Linked DNA regions of Homo sapiens: region 2 is linked to region 1. Evidence: read pairs that join two places in POLR2A ChIA-PET (ENCODE). Cell type or tissue: Caco-2. All regions are shown on one strand. Links, peaks and the distances in the headings refer to the core of each region. The heading gives the core; the rest is flanking DNA.

Region 1 (9,686 bases), core at 4,596-8,595:
TTTTTTCTGTAGAGACGGGGTTTCACCATATTGGCCATGCTGGTCTTGAACTCCCAAGTTCAAGTGATCCATCTGCCTTGGCCTCCCAAAGTGCTGGGATTAGGGGTGTGAGCCACCATGCCTGGCATCTCCAAATATTCATTGATGGTTTACCATGTGCCACACCCAGCACCAGCCCTAGGGGTACAGGGTGAATAATAAGTCCCTGAACCCAAAGAACAAGTCTGGTGACTGACAGTGTTAGTGACATCACAGAGAAATGTCTGCTGATTGGAGGGATCAGATCAGGAACCTGTAGGAAAGAGTGGGAGACAAAGAGTCAGAAAAGGGTTCAAGGTAAATCAACGGGGTTTGCAGGCCCCTCAATCTGCTTCTCATTGTAGCCCGGAGCGGGCCTCGGTACCATCCCTGTAGCTAGAGACTAAGTGGGGAATGGCATCCCCTCCCTAGCTGTGGCTCTAATCCAAGTGTAGTGATGCCTTAGAAACTGCTGCCTGAAAACAAAGAAAAAGAAGAAAACAATAACCATAATGAAATAAAAGCCTTAAAGTGAAAGAAAAACAAAATGTCATGATTTGTGCATTTTTCTGCAAAACCGATTTGTTCTGTGGTGGAAGATAGAGTCTGCATTTGATTTCTACAAGATATGCAGTAATGGGTTATGTACTCCAGGGAAAAACTATTCTTAAGGGAGTGAGAACGTGATGGATTCACTTCCTTGGTGAGGTTTACAATATGTGGCAGTTTTAGTGCGAGCAGGTATTTGGTCTATAAACTTGGAGAGCCAGGCATTAGTGGGAGCTCGTTTCTAAATGAAGAAGAATGCAGCTCTCCCTCTCACTCTGGTTATTAGTCCTTCTGGGGATAAACAGGAAGATTAAGTGTTTTCTTGATGTTGTGTTTGCCTGTCACAGTAATGTGCACACACCCCATTGGCAGCACCTTTACGTGGCGCCGCAGACTTGCTATTTTTGTTGGAAGGAGTTGTTCATTGAGAGGCCTGGGTCTCATTCCGTGCTGAATGGCGTTGGGGTTATTTCCACTCTTTGTTCAAATGCTGCCTCTCGATTAGATGCTCTACGATTAGCTGCTTTGCAATTAGAAACTGGATCTGTGAACATCCAGTTTCTTGGTCCCCGGAGGACATTTCATGTCCTCACTCCTCAAAGCCTGCTGTTCTGCTTGTTGCAGTTTAAATGGTGCTAAAGAGAGGCCAACCTGCCAGCCAGCTGGCTTCCCGGAGGACCTTGGAGGCTGCCCGCGCTGGGGCTGCTGGAGAACTGCTCGGCTGGGCACGTGTGGGGAACTTGAATTGTCATCTCTGTGAGAAGTGACTTCATTCTAGGGGGCTTATTTGTGTTAACTAATCTCTTAAAACACTGGCTGGCTGATAAATTAAAATGCCAATTTATTTATTTACTATTAGAAATATACTTGCTAAGCAATATATCTGTGTCAGCCATTCAGTTTGTTCTCTTCACACAAATAAAGCCTATTTGGGGCCGGGCAGGGTGGCTCACACCTGTAATCCCAGCACTTTGGGAGGCCGAGGTGGGTGGATCAGGGGTTCGAGACCAGCTTGGCCAACACGGCGAAACCCTGTATCTACTAAACATACAAAAAACAAAACAAAACAAAAAAACTAGCTGGGCGTGGTGCCAGGTGCCTGTAGTCCCAGCTACTCCGGAGGGTGAGGTGGGAGGATGGCTTGAGCCCGGGAGGCGGAGGTTGTAGTGAGCTGAGATTGTGCCACTGCACTCCAGCCTGTGCAACACAGCGAGACTCCATCTCAAAAAAAAAAAAAAATCTATTTGGGAAACCAAATTATAGATCATATATTTTGTAGTGAGGGAAAAAGAGACTCCTGTACACTGCTCATTGGAATATAAATTGAGACAAGTTTTCTGGGCGGCAATGTTTTATTATTATGTGGAGCCTTTCCATTGGACAAGCATAATGGATTCCTCATTTGTGTCTCCTATCATTACTTAAAAATGTATTTGGTGGTGGAAGCTTCCCCTACTCACTGGCTGAGAACTTGGATGCCCCTCTGTTCTGCTTGCTCTTGGGGAGTAGATTGGCCTATGTTCTAAGCCACAAATGCTGGCTTGATTCAGAAATTAAGAGTATACAATCCAAGCTATTAATCAAACTTCAGTCTTTTTTTTCACAGGTAAGACGTTTCCTTTCCTTGTCCCACCTGAGGTCTGTGTTCAACGGGGCACCTGTTCTTTGCACCGTGGTTTTGGTCACCTTCTCTCACTCCTTTCTTTCCCTCTTTCTCCTTGTTAATTGCATCTTCTGGCCTCTCAGAGGATGGGACACAGCAAAGGAAGAAGTCACTAAGCCTGTGGTGGGAGATACCATGCTCCCCTCTCTCTGGTGATGGGCAGGCTGTCACAGCATGGCTTAGCTGAAGACATCACCTCCCAAATCCACTTCTTCCACACTCAGCACTTGTTTAGTCTTTGCCTGAGTGATCTAAAGTAGAAAGCCTAGCTTTTTTGTCTATCTTTTGAACATTTTGTTCAGGCACCTAACTTCGGTGTGGAACATCTATTGCATGTATTTTACTTTGTGTGTGTCTGTCATGTATTTCCTCAGCCTAAATTCCTAGAACTGGAGTTGTTATGCTCATGAGTGTTAGTAAACCTAGCAGTTAAGAGTGTGGGTTCTGGAGACTATTGTTTCCAAGTGGCAGGGTCAAACTTTAGTTTTAACATCCTAAAATGTTGTATATGCATTGAAAACTTTAAAGGTTTTCATAACAACAGCAAATACTTATTTGGAACTTCTACTAAGTTTAATTTTTCAACAATCCTATGAATTATGTGTTATCATAATCTCCATTTTGCAGATAAACCAAGGCAAAGAAAGACTCAACAACTTGCCTAGAGTCACACCAATAGAAAGGAATAAATCTAGGATTCCATCCAAACTGTCTGCCTCCCATTCTAGGAAATCAGTCTGAGGAAATAGTAAGATACACTAAATAATATAGCTGGATTTTAATTGCAATATTTCTGATAACTTGAAAAAACTGGGTACAACTTACATATTTGATAGTAAGAGATTGATTAAATAAACAGTGGTATCTTAATATGCTTGAATCCAAAGACTTTAAACACGTATTTTAGAGGAATAGTCACATACGAACAATGCATAACTAATGTAATTGCTCTGTCACTCAGGCTGGAGTGCAGTGGCACGATCTCAGCTCACTACAACCTCTGTCTCCCAGATTCAAGCGATTCTCCTGCCTCAGCCTCTCAAGTAGCTGGGATTACAGGCATGCACCACCATCCCTGGCTAATTTTTGTACTTTTAGTAGAGATGGGGTTTCGCCATGTTGGCCAGGCTGGTCTTGAACTCCCGAACTCAAGTGATCCGCCCATCTCGGTCTCCCAAAGTGCTGGGATTACAGGCGTGAGCCACAGCGCTCCACCAACATATATTAATTTTATTAAAAAACTGTTAGAAATACAATATAAAGAAGTCAAAATGGGAAACTGGTTTGCAAGAGAAGATTGAGTTAGAATTGAATTTGAAGTGAAAAAAATCTTTTTAAGAAGGTGATTGGTGAAATGGAGTCAGAACAAAAAGTTGAATAACCTTAAGGATGGTCCATTTGAGCAGTTAAATCCCTGAAAACACTATTCCATTAGAGGGTGACATTAGCCTGCTATCTTCTTGACACAATATATGACCTAGAAAGATTTGGGGAAGAGATACAATTTTGAAATTTCTTTTTGTTACATAAAGGCTACATTTTCCATCTAAAATGCTCTAGTTTCTTCTAGAGAATGCTGATATATAAAGGGGAGGAAGATAAAAAATTTGAAATAGAAGTTTAGCAAGAAAAGAAGATAAGTTTGGGAAGACTTGTAGATAGAGCATGAATAGAGTGCAGTTTGATGTGGTGTGGTTGATCGCAAAGGAATCCCAATGTTGTCTGCAGTGTGGCTTAGTGTACCCTGTAGTCATAAAGTTCATATCCATTGAAAACATCAGGACTAAAATAGGTGTTTCATGTTAAGACCTGGACTTGGCTCTTCCCAGCCAAAAGCAGGTGGTCTTTGTACCATTCATCGCTTGCCATTTGCAAAACTTTGTAAGGTACATTTGGGGATAGTGGGGGTGGGAGGCAGGTGGCGGTATATGCAACATTTATCAAACCTCCAGAGTATTAAGAGGAAAGGTGGTTTCAGAAAAAGAAATCCTTTACATTTCTTCCCCATTTTGACAAAATCCAAACTAAAGCTTCAGTTATGTAGACCCTCTCAGATCTGATATCTTTTCAGGATATAAATAGTACATGTAAGAAAGGAAGTAGGGTAATTATTATAAAATTAGAGAAATATATTTAGTCAGTCAAAATCCTGAGCTGCTTTGCCATTTAAAATTGTGTGTAAAGTTTAGAACTCTCGTTGATCGGACTGTATCATAAAACTGAAAGTGTGGAGAACAAAGACCTCAGAATTCTTGCTCGGCTTTAGAGGATCATGTTCAGGGAGAGGACTCTAATTGAAATGAGGAGTAGATACCAATGGATATTTTACTGTCTATAATGTCAATTGTACAGTTTTGAACTCCATTGTGGGGAATGTCAATGGTCCCTCACTCGTCCAGGGTAACCAAGAGATGAAGAGTTGAGGGGAAGCACTGTGGTGCGGCTTATTGTGGCTGTTTAGTGGTGGTATTTCCTGGAAGGCAAGTTAATGGTGAAATGGAAGGCCCTTTCCTTTTATGTCCCTTTTGGTCTGATATTTTCCATTGTTGACTGCAGGTTGAAATAGCTCAAAATAAAAACCAGAAAATAAAAGCTGCAAGTAAAAACTTCATTTTGCCTATGCCAAATAAAATAGAAAAACTGGACTTCTGGCTTTTCAACATCGATTGCTGTGGGTACTATGGAAGATTCTTCGAATCAGGCACTTCTGGAGAAATTCATGATATGTAATCAAGAAATAACCATAGCCTAGAAGCTGATTTTTTAAGGCGAGCTTCCGTGTTCGTGTTTTCTTCTCCCCTCCTGTTTTGGAGGATTAGATGTAAATGCTCCTTTGTAAAGTTACCCCATCACCTGTTCTCTTTAGCCCATCCTCATGTTTCCCACTGACTTTTATCTCTGGCTTCTCTTTGTCCATGGGAGCTTTTTTCTCTGCCCATAAACATACTCAAATCTACTTTTTTCTTTAAAAGCAACCATCCATCCAGCCCAGAAAACCTTCCCTCAATCTCCAACTCTTTTACTGCCTCTCCTTATCTTGCTTGAAGTCTAAATTCACAGAAGTCTAGTCTGACTTTTTTTCCTATGGCTTCACCTTTCACTCTCTCCCAAGTCATTTCCAAACCAGCTTGCATAGTCACCTCTCTACTAAAGGTAAAAAATGACCTCAGATATCCCATTTACATTCTTTCTGAGTTCTGAGGCATTGACATGTGAATCTCTTCCTCTTTCTTGGAATTCTCATTCCTGGGTTTTGCTTTTTCTTAGTCCTTCTTGCTGGCCCAATCTTCTTTGGACTGTCCTTGGAATCTGGTGTTTTCCAGGTTCTGCCCTCTCTCTCTTCTCTGGCTTTCAGATAATAGCGTGGCATTTATTCATTTCTGGTACTATGCTAAAACCAGAGACACAAGGATGACTAAACATCACCACCTATTAGGAATCTTTGGACACATTAACATTCCAGAGCCTCAATTTTCTCATATAAAAATGGGTCATAAATACTTCAGGTCCAGACCTACATTTGCAATTCCTCATGGTGCAGCCCTGGTTACGAGCCTAACGTGACCAAAAACAAATGCTCAATATCCCCCTTGCACAATCTTTTCCTCTCTCAATAATTCCTCCCATGGCTAATGGCAGTAACATTTCTCTAGTCTAGACACAAGCTAGAAACCTGGGAATCATCCTTTGTTTCCCTTTCCCTCAACCTCTACATCCAATAAATCTCCAAGCCTACCACTTGTCTATCAGAAATATTGCTTTAAAACCTGCCACTTCATTGCCCCACCCAGACCTCATCATTTCTCCCCTGGCCAATACTACCGTAGCCTTTGTTCTCCTTTCCTTCTTCTAGGTTCTACACCGACTCCAAAATTCATTCTCCACAATGCTGCCAGAGTGACTGTTTAAAAGTAATACTTTGATCACATCTTATCTGCTCTAAAAGACTTCAGTGGTTCCTGCTGTCTATAGGATAAAGTTCAAGCATTTGTAAAACACTTCCTGTTTTGTCCACAACCTCCTTGTATGGTCTCACACTGAGTCCTCCTTCCTTTACCCAGTCACCTCTTATTTTAGCCACAAGGGTTACTGCACTTTCGCCAAGAGGAGTGAGGTCCCTGTGCTACGGTTTATGTTGTTCCTTCTGTTTGCAGCACTTTTCTCCTATTCCCCCACATGGGGACATCCTCCTGGATTTCAAAACATGTTCCAAAGTCCTCTTCTTCCCCGAGGCCTTCTTTGAGCCTTCTCTGGAGGAATAAGTCCTTCTCTATTCTTTCTGTGCTCACACAACTTTGCTTCCCTGTTCTCTTTGCCACCTTATCAGATCGCATTCATAGATGTGAGGGTTATCTTATCTGCTTATTGAGCAAGGACTGCACCTCAGGCTTTTGACCATCCCAGGAGCTTATCATGGTTCCATGGCCAGAACTCAACAAATATGTGTAGCAAGAAGCGAGTAATAAAAAAAAAAAAAAAAAGAAGAGTGCAGAATGCCAGCAGGTCCAGGGTTATATGGCAAAGCCAGCCTTGTGTTGGTCTGAACACTAAAGCAATGTTTCTTTTTGTTACCAGCAGATCCCAGAATATTCACCACTTCAATCCTATATCCTGTGACCCTCAACCTAGAGTCAAAGGAGCAAAGCCATGAAGAGAACCATTTTGTCCACATGGGGGCAGCACAGGCACTTCCACAATCGTATCCGAGGTCCCCAGGTTTCTCACCTCAAGGGTCCATTTATAGCCAGACCCAACTTTTCCTTGCCTGAGGTCCAAACTCAAGAGGCTTCACGTCTCCTCCGCCACCTTCTTCTGGGCTATAGAAGGCATTAATTTTAAGGTGATTTTAAAAAACCATTTATGGAGGTTCATCATAAATTGCTTGCCCCCAGGCGCTGGAGTAAGTTTCAATCATTCACCGTGTTCCTGAATAATGAAGAAGCTTCTCCACCGAAACAACGCTATCATACACCCAGACGGGCAACGCCTTTTTCTGTGGGTCCCTAGAAGTGTTTGTTGAGCTCTAAGGGGAGTCAGATCCAGATCTCATGCTCCCTGGAGTTTATGCTGGTTGGAGTGGGTGATTACTCCCAGGCCCAGGGGTAGCACCAGCATACCTAGCATCCACAGTCATATTAACTTTTCCACAAGGATTTTCTTTCTACTGCATTCCTACTTTTAAGAGCAGGCAGCCACAGCTGTGACAGTTTGCCATTCCTCTCCACTTGTTTCCAATAATGCCTCTTTAGTTACTTTGTGAAAAGATTCTCGACTGAGATTTTTCTTGCTTTCTATCTTCTAAAGTGTTTATTACTAGAAGATTCAACTTTCAGATTCTCTGAAGAAAATTCTTTCCTAGGAAAGGTAAGAGGTAGAAGAGGTAGCTAAAATTAGTTTCTTTTTTGGCTCTGCAAAAGCAATTGCAGCAATGGCAATAGTTGGCTGCAATAACTTAACAAATGGCTTCAGAAATGAGCTCTTCACTGGAATTTGAAAGAGCTCTCAGTGAATCCTGTTTTATAATTACTGCCTGATTCTAATGGGACACTCTAAAGCTTGAGTGTCTCCCAGTTTCATTCCTCAGGTGAGCCCTCTGGTTAACTTTGTCCAATTTGACACATCGGCACTGAACTCTCACCCGCAGTTTATGGGCTGATGACTGTTTAATTACACCTGCCAGCCTTCAGCAATCTCAATGATTAAGAATTGCAATACTGTGTCCTATTAATCTGCCTGGATTCCTTTCCATCTAAGGAAGTCAAAGAGTTTTTTGTTAATTTTTGATATACTTAGTGGAACTTGATAGAGAGCGTCAGAAGAAAATAGAGTTAAGAGGATGGTAATTGACCTCGCCAGGATCATTCTAAGTCAGCAGCAATTGGGGTAAGAATTTGGAGATTTGGGCAGCCTTTTTTGTTTAGTTAAAATTAGCTTTGGCCATAAAATCTAAAGCACACTATCATTATACAGGTTCGACTTGTCTTTGCTGTGTGTCTGCATATATTCATGAAATACTTCACCTCCACAGTTAGCACTTTCCATCTCTAAAATGCGGAGAGCAGGTCGGGCACGGTGGCTCATTCCTGTAATCCCAGCACTTTGGGAGGCCAAAGCAGGCGGATCACCTGAGGTGAGGAGTTCAAGACCAGCCTGGCCAACATGGTGAAACCCCGTCTCTACTAAAATACAAAAATTAGCCAAGTGTGTTTCTCGCTCCTGTAGTCCCAGATACTCAGGAGGCTGAGGAAGGAGAATTGCTTGAACCCTGGAGGTAGTGGAGGTTGCAGTGAGCCGAGATTGCAGCCACTGCACTCCAGCCTGGGCGATAAAGCGAGACTCCATCTCAAAAAAGAAAAAAAAGTGCAGAGAGCACAGGAGAGCTGGACCAAAGTTTGCCTACAAATTTCCAGTAAATCTTGGAGATCTTCATCTTTTCCAAACAACAGGACCCACCAAGATTACAGAAGAGTCTGTGGCTAAGGAATTTAGAAATAGAATGTTATAATTTATACTTTTCCTAAGAAAGTCTTTGTTGTAAATAAGGTTGCATACTCCATTGACATGGAAAGAAAAGGGGAAGGAATGAGGAATGTCAGTGATCCAGAGTCTAATTAATGTTGCCACCAATTTTTGCATAATTAACAGTACATTTCTATTCTTTAATAAAATTGATAAGATTCTACCAAGTTCATTGTTTCTGAAAAGTTGGGAAATGGGAGGTGGCCCTGGGGGTAGGGAGGAGAAAGGTGATTATGCAAGTACATGCCTCCCCCAGATTGATCAGGTAACATGCACCTGCTAATGGGGATAAATATTAGGAGATGAGGAAATGGATACAAGTAAATGCTTTCTCCAAAAACAAAGAAACCAAACTAGTGACCATAGGCAGAACTTGCTTCTAATGTTTGCACTCTGATACTGAAAGGTAACTGGACCTATGCATAAAATGTGACACCAATCTGATCATCTAGGTAGCCTGAAGATAGTATGTATTTTGGGGAGACTATTCTATTTCTAGTGCCCTGGAGGATTTCCCAAATTGTTCAGCTAAATGTAGGTTTAATTACCTCTTTACCATCACCACTCCATTACTGCCTCTGAATGATGACTTTGTGCATTTTTCACTTAAGGGTAATGAACTGCTCTCTTAATATGGTTCCATCATTCAACTTTGTTCTAGGGAGTTTCTTTATAGACAATTTTTATTTTAATCAGAAGTGAATGGGACTATTGCCTTTAAAGTGGACCATCTGTGGGTTTACCAGGAAATTTATTAACTTTGATCTTTATTCAATTTAACTTTCTGCCAGAGCTTCCAGTAAAGTTCTTTCAAGCCTGCAGAAAGCAGAGCTCAGAGCTCAGAAAGTGGGCTCTGTGGGAGGGGGAGAGGGGAGGATAAGAGAAGGGAGTGTATGGATACAGACTGCAATCCCAGTTTCAGCTGAGGTGGCAGTGG
Region 2 (12,528 bases), core at 4,129-8,128, 190 kb before region 1:
CAGGCTCTGCCCAGAATGTTCCCAAAGAATTTACATGTTCTAAAAAATTAGGGTCACAGAATCTCAGAAAAAAAACATCAGATCATTCCTTTCACCTAAACCAGACCTTGCTAGCACATGCCTTTTTCTTAGTATGTTTTCCCTCAATCATATTCTATATTTAATAGCTAATGGTAAGTACTAATTGAGGGCCGACTGTATGTAAGCACTGTGGTAAGTGGTGTGTGTATGGTCTGATTTACTTTTCAAAACAGCCTCATGAAGTAGCTGTTATTATTATGAATTCCATTTTACAGATGAGAAAGTAAAGCTCCTCAGGTCAACTAACTCCCCAGGGTTATACAGCTACTTAGCGGCAGACTCAGGACCTAAACTCCAGGCCCTTTTAATATTTTCATTTATTGCTTTTCTTTCTTACTAAGATTGAGACCAGGGGCACTTCCTCACCTTTCTTCCCAAAGTAACAGGTTCCCCAGTATCTGGAAGTAAGAAAAAAATAAATGTGGTAAGTCTCTGACTCCCCTGTTTCTCCACCCTTGTCATTACTCCAAGCTCCTGGCCAGCATTGGGTGCTTCGTAGATGGAAGTGTGTGTGCTGGTGGCTTCCCCATGGGGTCCCCAGAACAGAGGTCTTCAACACAGCATCTGCTTGTATTGCTGCCCATTTAGCAGAATCTACAAAGGAAAGCTACCAATTTCTTGGTAGAAAGGGAAGAATTTGAGGTTTCTGAGTTAGGAGAAATGCTTGAGTACACACAGAAATCACTGCCGAAATTAATTTCTTTCTAGCAAGACCTCAAGTTACTATCACTAAATGGGCAGAATGCCAAAGTCATTCTTTACAGTTGGCAGGGAAAAAGACTTACTACCTAGCACATTGCTGTGCTAATCTAGATTTAAATGGTTTCATGAGCAGGGGAGATGGGTAAGCAGAGATTTCACTAGAAAGTTAGATTAAGAAGATACATTCAATGACATTTCCAAAGTCAAAGAAACTGATTTTGTTTTAATTTTGCTAGAAAAGGATTATTGATCTTAAGCCAGTGGGCAATGGCTTAATATCATATCACAACACATGGAAAGTTTAAAAAATAGGATAATGAGGTTATGATGGGATATCTAGTTAACTTTGACTTCCAGTAGGTCCTAAGATCTAATTAGCCATGGGAAAAGAAACACTTATAACACTCAAAGGAAACTGAGTTATAACTCATAAACAATTCGAGTCATTTCTCAAGTGTTTATTGAGTTACCAGATACCAGTAGTAAACATAACTGAGATATTCCTTGTCTGCATGGAGCTTAGAGTCTTAGCCCTAAGATTGAGAGTCTGTGGCTGCCAGAGGATGTATCCTATCAGGTAGGAAAGTCTAATCAGGAAACTATATTACGTTTTAAAAGTTTGTTTGCTACAGACCTAATCAGAACAGAAGTCAGATGTTCCTGTGTAAACATCCTTTAACTTGATGCTGGGTGAAATACCCTATACCCTTCAGCAATCCAAGAATATTTTTCACTTCTGGTTAATTCAAGTTTCTCTCCATACCTGTCTTGCTGAATGTGCCCTCCTTCTGCAAGTTATACCATCATTTTTCTCAACACTGTTTCAACTAGAGACTTCAGTTTATGAAAATGCCTGCGTTATATTTCCTTTTTTTTTTTTTTTTTTTTTTTTTTGTGACGGAGTCTCACTGTGTCTCCAGGCTGGAGTGCAGTGGTGCGATCTCGGCTCACTACAACCTCTGCCTCCAGGGTTCAAGTGATTTTCCTGCAGCACCACGCCCAGCTAATTTTTGTATTTTTAGTAGAGACAGGGTTTCACCATGTTGGCCAGGATGGTCTCGATCTTTTGACTTCATGATCCACCCACCTCAGCCTCCCAAAGTGCAGGGATTACAGGCATGAGCCACCGCGCCGGCCTGGCTGCCTGTGTTACATTTCTAAATATTCTTCCTTTCTTCAGAGGATTACTCTATTTCAGTGGTTCTCAAATGGCTGTGCATTGGCATCACCTGGGGAGCTTTTGCAAATTCAGATGTCTAGGCTGTACCCAGAGCAATTATGTCAGAATCTCTGGAGATGGGGCTGCAGCAGCAACCTTTTTAAAGCTCTGAGGTGATTCCAGTGTGCACTCAAGGTTGAGACCAAATGCTCTGTTAGACAGTAGTCTCTGGAGTAAACTGCAGATTCCAAACATGTGGTGTTCATGCTGCTTGGCCACTGTATGAAACACCCTTGTAAAACATTGGGCCTCACCTACTGTTCATCTGGGCATGGTGGCTCACACTTGTTATCCCAGCACTTTGGGAGGCCAACGTGCGTGGATCACGAGGTCAGGAGATCGAGATCATCCTGGCAAACATGGTGAAACCCTGTCTCTACTAAAAAATACAAAAATTAGCTGGGCGTGGTAGCTTGCGCCTGTAGTCCCAGCTACTTGGGAGGCTGAGGCAGGAAAATCGCTTGAACCTGGGAGGCGGTTTTTACTCCGTTTAAACAGAACTTTCAGCCAAGGCCAAATCCAATCAGTTATATGTCTATAGCAAATCTTATAATGGCCATCAAATTATAAAAATTTAACTTTCCTTCTACATGCAGTAAATAATTTTTCTTTTTTTCCCCCCAGTTCCTTGAGAGAATCAAGATTTGTTTTTTCATTATATTTAATTGTTACCTCCATTTTCCTTTTTAAGCCTTCTCAGATTAATCTTCAGTTTTGATTTTTAATAACTTTTTTAAATAAATTTATTTGTGGGGAGGTTAGATTAGCGATTTGGTTGGGGATTTTTAGGTACTTTTACCTGCTTTTTAATACAGAGTTACAGACGTGTTTTTCTTCTTTTAATAAATTATTCACATACATTCCCAGATGCCAGCCTATATTTTCCTGGATTCTCAGCAATGTTAGAACACATGGAGACATCAGGAAGCTCAGAGTGTTAGGAAACCAAGAAAATTAAGAACTTTAAAGTACTGCAAGTTGAAGTACAAGGGGTCAGAGTATGGAAGAAGTATTCAGATCCACATCAAGGCAAAAATGAAAATTTCTGTGATATTTTCCACCCAAGTGAAAAGAAACTGCTGGAGTATAGATAACATGTATTTTTTTATTTGTTCTGTTGTTCTTCAATTGACTGTAGGAATTAAGAGTTCTGCCTTTTAGAATACCCTGGGCATCTCTTTAAAAACTGGACACTAAAGGGCGAGACTTTTTTAAAAAAATGCGTCTAGTTGTCCCATGGCCCTGCAGTTCCCATGAAAATGCCTTTTTTAGCTGAGCTGGTGGAAACCTTTCATTCCCTGTGGTCTGTCTCTGAACGGAAGAGGGAAACTGATGCATTAAACCATGGGTTGATGACACATGGATTTGACTGCAAAACATCCCAGTACCAGCTGGAAGTGCTGCCTGGCTGGCCACATGTGATCCGATGTCAGTTTGGAAAATAGATCAGTAGAACATTGATACCAAAAATAAGGTGAAGTGAATTAAAATGCATAGAGGAAAAAAAATCTAGCTGTACATCCTGGTAGAACAGAAGACCAACTTCCCAAAGGAAGAAAATTGTAATGCAAATACTCTGATTCCACACATTTATGTTTGGACATTCTTATAACTGAAAAGATGGTCTGTGATTTCTGAGAAATATTTATAGCATATCCATAAAAGAACTGCTATTCTTTTTTTGAAAAAAGATATTAAGTTAAAAAGTAAGTTGAACAATCTACATTGATTTCAGCTCGTTTTCTACATACTTATCTGACAGGCATTAAAACTGGCAGATATTTTACTGGGAAAATCTGATTGGTCATTAGTGTTCTGTAGACCAAAGCAGGCAGTAGTAGCTGATTATTTCACCTTTCATACAGTGGAGCTAGTTTAACACAGGCAAAGTGCTAATTACTTTCAGTTATGGACTCCTTATTTATCTTGCCCTCATAAACCTCACTGAAAGTGACCCATATATGGTAAGAGTATGATAGGCTGGATGCAATGATTATTTCAAATAAAAAAATCTAATACTTGGGCAAGAGTCATTGTAGTCTGGTAGGTACACCTCATGATCATAGGATTTGTTTTCTAAATTGTTTTTAAAAGAAATTCTGGCTATAGTCAGCACCTTCTACTCTAGTTTCTTGCCTTCATTTGGTCCTTCTTATGCTAGAAAGCTTATAATTGAAGAGGAAGGAAACAATTTAAAGTAGATTTAAAAACAAAAGATGACAACTGCTATGATTTGTAAAAGATAGATAGATAGATAGATAGATAGATAGATAGATAGATAGATGGATCCAACTGTGTGAATAGCCAGCAATTCCTGAATCCCAGAGCCGGGCACTCCTCCCCATGTGTCAGTCTCATGAATCAAAGTCTTATAGTGTATATTTTATGGATATGCTGTAAATATTTCTCAGAAATCACAGACCATCTTTTCAGTTATAAGAATGTCCAAACTTGGCACGGTGGCTCACTCCTATAATCCCAGCACTTTGGGAGGCCAAGGCGGGCAGATCACAAGGTCAGGAGTTCAAGACCAGCCTGACCAACATGGTGAAACCCCGTCTCTACTAAAAATACAAAAATTATCCAGGCATAGTGGCATGCTCCTGTAGTCCCAGCTACTTGGGAGGCTGAGGCAGGAGAATCACTTGAACCCGGGAGACGGAGGTTGCAGTGAGCCGAGATTACACCACTGCACTCCAGCCTGGGCAACAGAGCGAGACTCCGTATCAAAAAAAAAAAAAAAATTCAAACTTAAATGTGTGGAATAATTGGAATATTTGGATTATAATTTTCTTCCTTTGTGAAGTTGGGCTTCTGTTCTGTGTAATAATATGTGTGTATTTCTTCCAGGTATAAAAAGTTTTTAGATGAAAGCCTATTTTAAAATGTTTAAGAAGAGCACGATAACATTGTTTTTCTTAAAATTTGCTGTATTTTAGTATATACCTGGAAGAAAAAATGTTAAGGGAAATTTTCTAAACCTTTAGCTAGTCATTCAATTTTGTAAATGTCTAAAAAGGAGACTATTTCATATTAAATGGTTTTCTCATATATTTTGAGGATTTTTTAAGTTTACATTCTAAAAAAAGCAATTCTTGTTTTGGAGCCTGTTTCTTGATGCTGTGATATTTAAAAATGGACCGTGGTTAAGTGCATTATATTTTTCTATAGGAACAGCATTATAATCAGAAGCTGTCAAAGGCTTTAACACCAAATAAATCTTTGCAAGGACCAACAGCATATTTTACAGCAATAATATAGCCCAACTTCCCTAAAATAGTGATATACACTCAAAATCCTGTAACTTTTATATAAATGCATTGACTCATTTATTATGCAGGAGACTTTACTGTATGTAAAAATGTAGAAACCCCCAAGCCAGCATGTTATATTCAAAATTTGACCTCAAATCAAAGTGCTGAACTATAAGAAACACTAATATGTAATTAACATAAGCCATGGTCTTTGTGTTTGGACTGCTCGCTGTTTCAAATACATTATATTCACCTACAGACTCCTTCCCATTTCTCTGTCCCAAATACAGAGGGACAGAGCTGCCACTTCTATTTACTGTCTTCCTTTCAATATTTATTGTTTTTAAAGAGCCTAAGAGTTTTTAAAATACCTGTCTTCCTTAAAGAGTATAAAATATCATCAGTCTCCTTTGTTGCTAAGGAGAATATACAAAGGGGCCAGTATTTTTGATACATCTTAATTTATATTGGAGAGTTTATGATTGATACTTGTGAGTATAAAGTAGTTATGAATCGACTGGGAATAAGATTTTCTGGGCTTTGTTTTTTTGTTGTTGTTTGTTTGTTTTGATGTTGAAAGGATGGACTCAAAGTCTAGAATTCTTAAAAGAAGCCCTAGCGTTTAAAATTTGATTATATTATATACTTCTAAACATAGTAAGTGCTCCCTATCCCAATCTATAGTTGGTAACTATAGTGTGAAATAGCAGAGAACAGACACCTTGCTGTTTGCCTTTGTTCTCTAAAGCAGCCTCAGCTTCATTTAGGGAGGTTATGTAATAGAAAGCCCAGAAGGTACTTGTTTGAAGATGTTTCTAAGTTTTAGTTTTATTCCTTAGTCTTCAGGGATAAATGTGGGTAAGACAGTAGAGAAAAATTGCATACTTGGAGCATGGGTGGAAAACTGGAGAGAGGAGATGAGTCATTCCTGGGGCAAGTTCCTGCCCACTTCCTCTTCTGGAGACTTTGATTCATGAGCCTGACACGTGGGAGAGGGCCTGGCTCAGGGATTGCTGGCTATTCACACAGTTCTTGACAAACCAAAAAAGTCTCCACATATAAAGTTGCTTTGGGGCCTTCCTATTCATCTGGTGGTTTCTAGTCTCAGTTTAGCTATTTTATGAAGGAGAGGGGGCCCAAGTTGAAAACCAGGTATTAATTTAATATTTGTATTAATGGAAAAATGTGTTAGACCTATACAAGTTAGAGTTCTGTGAACTGCTGCCAGGCTATTCCTTAATTTTCTGCAGATTATTGATTATTCCTTAAATTTTTGAAAGTTTTTAATCATATGTGCAGTCCCATTTTCCTCCAAATTTGAACAATGCCATCAACTTCAGCTTAGATCACAAGAGAGGTGTGTGTCTTTAGCCTTCACTTTGAGCAGTAAGGATCATCTAGGTGACCCATGACATGTTTTGGAGACTTTGGAGGTGAGTTTGCAATAGATGCTGATTTCTGTGGGGAAGTAAGTTAATTTCTACATCGGTGATTGTGCTATTCTATTTTTGTTTTGGTTTTTTTTTGGCGGGGAGGGGGCGGTGTTTTTTTAGCAGTAGAGTAAGTTCAGACAGTCAAGTTTTTGTTATTAGGGCATCTCCAGGAGAATACTCTCTCCTTATTGGTTTTTGAAAAGGAGCCTTAGCACGGTACTACACAGGGATGTGTCCCTGGGGTGGGAAAGGGGAGTTACTTTTGGATTATGATGGATCTCTTCACTTTTTGGTGATCTGCCAACCACCACTGCCCTGACTGTTTGGGTGGATGTGGACCTTGGATACATGTCATGCATGTTTTCTTTTTTTCTTTTTTCTTTTTCTTTGAGCAACATGGCTGTTTATTTCACCTGGGTACAGGCAGGCTGAGTCTGAAAAGAGAGTCAGCAAAGGGTGGTGGGATTATCATTAGTTCTTATAGGTTTTGGGATAGGTGGTGGAGTTAAGAGCAATGTTTTGGGGGCAGGGGGCAGATCTCACAAAGAACCTTCTTAAGGGTGGGGGAGATAACAAAGTACATTGATCAGTTAGGTTGGGGCAGAAATAAATCACAATGGTGGAATGTCATCAGTTAAGGCTATTTTCACTTTTTTTGTGGATCTTCAGTTGCTTCAGGCCATCTGGATATATACGTGCTGGTCACTGGGGATACGATGGCTTAGCTTGGGCTCAGAGGCTTGACATTCCTGTCTTCTTATATTGATAAGAAAAATAAAATAGTGGTAAAGCGTTGGGACGGCGAAAATTTTGGGGGGTGGTATGGAGAGAGAATGAGCAATGTTTTTCAGGGCTGCTTCAAGCGGGATTGGGGCAGTGTGGGAACCTACAGTGGGAGAGATTCAACTGAAGAAAGATTTTGGGATAAGGGGTGATATTGTGGGGTTGTTAGAAGGAGCATTTGTCATATAGAATTACTGGTGATAGCCTGGATGGCATGTTTTCTTTTTCCTGATAATTTATAATTAGAAGCATTGGATTTTGAAGCTTTAAAGCTTCAGGCAAGTTATATGATGTATCATTATTTCAGTCAAACTGTTTTTATCCTGAAGAACCCTCCCCTAGCAAACCACAGTTCAGACACCACAGGAAGGTATTGTGGTCCTGTCTTTTGAATTGACTGGATATGGGTCTTGATCCAAAGTTTTACACTGATCAAAAATACAGCCTGAATGGTAAAAGCCATCATTTGTAACCATGAATAACTATCAATACATGCTCACTTTTAGAAGTTTATTGCTAATTAAGAACTGACTGCATTTTGTGTAATTTGTCCCTTTTTGCACCAGAATGCAGTAAGTATGACCTGTTTGCAGTGCTGGTCTGTTGCATGCTCTTGTGTTAATAGCTTCTCTAGCTGTGTGAGTTTTGCAGTAAGTGGTTGTTGAATAACCATGTGGATATAAAATACAGAATCCATACAGGAATTTTTAAAGGTTATGGGCAAATTTAATTTAGTTGTAACTTAATCCTTAAATTGTTTTGTAATTGTGAAGCTTTGCCTCTGGTTTCTAATCTGCTTGTGTGTATTTCATGGTCCTGTTTTAGAAGTGTACTTTGAGCTGTTCATAGCTACACAATGTGTCTGAGGACACTAGTGCTTTCCTTTCCTTCTCATTATTTGCTGTTTGATGATTTAGCATAATAGGGTTGAAATAGCTCCATGGGCACAGACTTGCCAGATAACACATTTGTTCCATGAGACTGTTGTCTAAAAAAAAAGTCAAAGATCTGCTCTTATAAGTTATTAATGTTTTACTTTTACTTATAGGTTTTATTTATAGTTGCATCATATAGGGACATACTTTAGCAAAGCAATTGAGACTTTCTGATATATGGAATGCCTTTATGCTGAGTATAATAATAATAAGGCATCTATACTAGACCAACTTCAGTTTCTAATTGAAATTGTTAGCTCTGCGAATTTGAGCACAGGGTTTTAAAAAATTTGTGTGAAAATGAGGACTGAGGAGTGCCCTTTGTATCTGACTATATTTGTCAAAATTATTGAAAATAAATGTTTGCCTTTTAGTAAGACTCTTCAAGACATAAAACAAACAAACTTTTATCCTTAACTAAGTTTAGCATTAACAAGATAAGTCACTGACAATATATTCACATGTGTTATTTATGAGTTTGAGTTTAAAATTTCCTCTGATCACTGCATCACTGGTGATTAGAAATTCCTAGCTGACTTCCAGGAAAGAATGTAGTTAGATGCTGCAGCATAAGTATCATTTTTAAGTTTTCCTAAGTAAGACCAAAGTTGATTTTTAAAGATCAACTTTCAGAAGACTCTGTGACTTTTTCACTTCTATCATGTATGGAGGGATTTGAAGGCCAGTGGCTCTGCCTGTTCACAAGGAGCAGTGAGCTTTGGCTGCACCATTACATGTGGGCTCTCCTTCCTCATTAGACCAGGACTGGCCACCATTGTGGGAGAAGAGTCCAGTTTACCAGTGGTGGAGTCATACTATCCCTCGCTCCCACTGCCACCATCTTTGGGCGATAAAGAAAAATAGAGGTGAAAACAAGTTTTAGTGTCAGATCTACTTCTTCCTGGACGATGTGGTTCTTGATAAATTTATTCATTTGGTGCTCTCAGGATGTACAGCAATACATTAAGCCCTGCAGATTGTTCAGAAATGATTTAGGCATAAAGCTTCTGTCAACAAATTCATAAGAGATTAATATGAAGGAGAGGCTGCTGAGACTTCTAAGAGTGATCAAGGGTATGGGCCTTCTACAGAGAGAGAGATTGTTTCTTGTCAGGGAGATGCTTTAATCTTTGGGTCTCCATTTGGTAGGAACTTCATTTGTTCATACAGTCAGCCAATACATATTGAGAACTTGCTAGGTGTGAGGTGCTGTGTAAGGGGTAGGAATACAGTGAACAAGAGAGCATGGTCAGCCCTCACCCATAAGAATGTACAGTCTAGTGAGGCAGATGTATATGAAACTAATCTGTACATGTGTATACTTACACATACACACATGTTCGTATAACATGATTTACAAAAAGGGTTAGGATGCAAGAGTCAGAGTGAGGGATCTGTCCCTGGATGGGGACAATAAGGGGTCAGTTCAGGGGGACTTCCTTGAGCTCTGAAGTTTCACCTGAGAATGGGAGATTCAGAACTTGGTGACAGAGATTGTGGAGCTCACTGTGTCTTTGCTGATCCTTCAGCAAAGGAAGTGAGATTGTTTCTAGCTTTTCTGTTTGGGGTGCTTCTCTGTCAACTAAAAGTCTTCATCCTTCAAATATTGCATCATTTGTGTATACTTCATTCATTCACTTACTCATGACCCACTCCTCGAGTGCCTGCAATGGGCAAGCGTCTGTCCTAGGAGCCGTGTGCTGGGCCACAGTTAAATCTGAGAGATCATGTGTGGCATTTCTCATGGATTGAGATGTCTGAGTGTCATTGTTTTGAGAGAGCTAGTGGCATGGTTTATAAAGCTGTTTTTCATTTTCTCCATACAGGACAACAGCTTTGAGCAGTTCATTATTAATTATTGTAACGAAAAGCTGCAACAAATCTTCATTGAACTTACTCTTAAAGAAGAGCAGGAGGAGTATATACGGGAGGTAATGTTGAAATGCTATTTTTAAAAGTGTTGGTCCTTTTTTACTCGTAATATAAATTCTAATTCAGAAGATAGCCTAAACAAGAAGCCATATTCAAAAGGCTACATACTGTATGATTCCATCTGTCATTCTAGAAGAGGCAAAGCTATAGAGACTGATTACCTATAAGAAGCTATAGAGTCAGGGATTGCCAGGAGATAGGAGTTGTGAGAGGGTTGTGGCTGCAAAGAGAATTTTGGGGACTGATAATGGTGGTGGTTGCTTGACATTATACATTTGCCAAAACTTAGAGAACTGTATACCAAAAAAGTCAGCATCACTGTAAGTAGATTTGAAAATATTTTGAGACTTTGTTCAATATCAAAAAGTATTGAGTATTCAAATTTATAGTAAAAATAGGTAACAGTTACTGAGTCCTTACTACATAGCAGGTATTATATTAAGTGCTATGTATAGATTATCTCATTTAATATAATCTTAAAATAACCAGAAGTAGTGTTTGCAGAGTCTTTTCATCATTAATTTAAAAATATATATTTGCTTTTCACCCTTTTATTTTTTAAAATAGCCAGTCTTTTTTCAAGTGTAAAATTAGTTATTTCAAAAAATAAAAAGGAATTGTTATGTTTATATTTTTATTTCCTTTTTTGTTTATTTGCCTTAATATTTTAGTAATGATATTACCTGTTTTCCTTTATTTTCTTAGTATCATTTTAAGCCATTAAGGACACTGAATTCTCTTTTATCTTTCTTTCCATATAGATTTTTCTAATGTGATTGTTATCCCCAGTGGCTTAGTAAAACAACCCATTTACTCAAAAGCTAAATCATAAATATTTCATCTTTATTTTAGAGTACTCATTATGCTTCAGAAATGTTTTATACTTGTCTGGCACCTTTTAGTAACATAAATATTCTAAAAGCACGATTCATTCTTTTCCTGTCTTCTCATCATGAAGAGAATGCCCAAACTTTGATGGGTAACTTAAAACAGTTTATACAGATTGTTTAAAACACTTCTAAGAATATATAGGAAGATTGCTAGCTTGCTGTAATGAATAGAAGACAAATAAATGTTTACATTTATGGACAGAATGTTAAGTAGACACAGAAAGATTACATTTGGCTTTATGGATTTGGCTTTGTAGCCAGTGTTAGAACCAGTGGATAGATTTTCATGTCTTTCCTTATGTTGAAAATACTTTGTGGTAGCGCTGGCCTGTTTTTTTTAACACTTGAAAGAGTTAACTTCCCTACAACACAAGATTGACTCTAAAATTAATTTTTTTCCTTATGATTACAGATTCAGAACAGAAGAATCTAGGCTTTAAATTCTTGGGATCAAGTTCTAACTTATTTCCTTATAAACATTGTAAACATACACAACGTAATATTGACCCAAGGGCCTGTTGAGTAAATATTTGGCCCAGGGCCAGTGAAGTGCATGGGAAATTGCTGCAGATGGGAGAGTGGAATGGAAGGCAGTCTCAGAACAGGTCAAGGGTGTTTGCTTCAATCAGATTATGTCAGTGGTAGGCAGCTGCATTGAGAAAGTTTTGGGAACTGCCTGTGACATTTGCAGTACCCATTCTATAAAGAAAATAAATTCAGAGAGGAAGGGAAATATGATAAGATGGTCAAAGTCTGTTTTATGGATGGTAGTGTCGTGGCTTCATCTTGTGTCATTGGATTTTGTTCTGTTTTGTCTTTTAGGATATAGAATGGACTCACATTGACTACTTCAATAATGCTATCATTTGTGACCTAATAGAAAATGTGAGTACTTAGGTACAGTTTTCTAAAGAATGTTTTAGTCCTATAATTCACCCTTATAAATGTTCTCAGTGCCTCAATGTTAAGCATTAGTATTTTCACTGTTTTTTATATATATATATATATATATATATACACACACACATATATATGTGTATATATATATATATACACGTACACACACACACACACACACACACACACACACATATATATATATGTTAAGGAACTGCAGAGTTCTAGAGATTTTATTGTAGCCCTAAGAGATCATACACAGTTCTTGAACACATACATAGACAGCTGGATGTTTTGATACTTAGCCAGGATCCCCAGTGGCCATATCACAACACCCTTTTATGACCTTCAGACACCAGGCCTTAAAGGTACCAGCCTTTCTTGTATGGTTGGAGCCCAGGT

What was found. ChIA-PET counts read pairs that join two places held together with the same protein. Peaks named below come from ENCODE experiments on the same cell type or tissue, not always from the same donor. Only the 100,000 strongest peaks of a DNase experiment are listed, where the experiment ranks them.
Region 2: POLR2A ChIA-PET joins it to region 1 with 6 read pairs; 2 of 35 experiments call an interaction of 5 or more read pairs at or near these places.

Annotation. Positions count from the first base shown.
Region 1 is chr2:191,559,549-191,569,234 of GRCh38, forward strand. No RefSeq gene overlaps it. Among named protein-coding and RNA genes, the nearest start is that of NABP1, 110 kb to the right of the region's middle. RefSeq lists an enhancer at 4,456-5,655. In Caco-2, for the core only: a CTCF peak has its summit at 6,902 (motif pointing right); DNase peaks (open chromatin) are centred at 5,778, 6,443 and 6,913.
Region 2 is chr2:191,371,229-191,383,756 of GRCh38, forward strand. MYO1B (myosin IB) reads left to right here. Exons shown (of 31, transcript NM_001130158.3): 14 at 10,234-10,338; 15 at 12,052-12,114. Among named protein-coding and RNA genes, the nearest start is that of MYO1B-AS1, 130 kb to the left of the region's middle. RefSeq lists an enhancer at 6,055-6,349. In Caco-2, for the core only: no CTCF peak of the experiment used is centred there; a DNase peak (open chromatin) is centred at 6,233.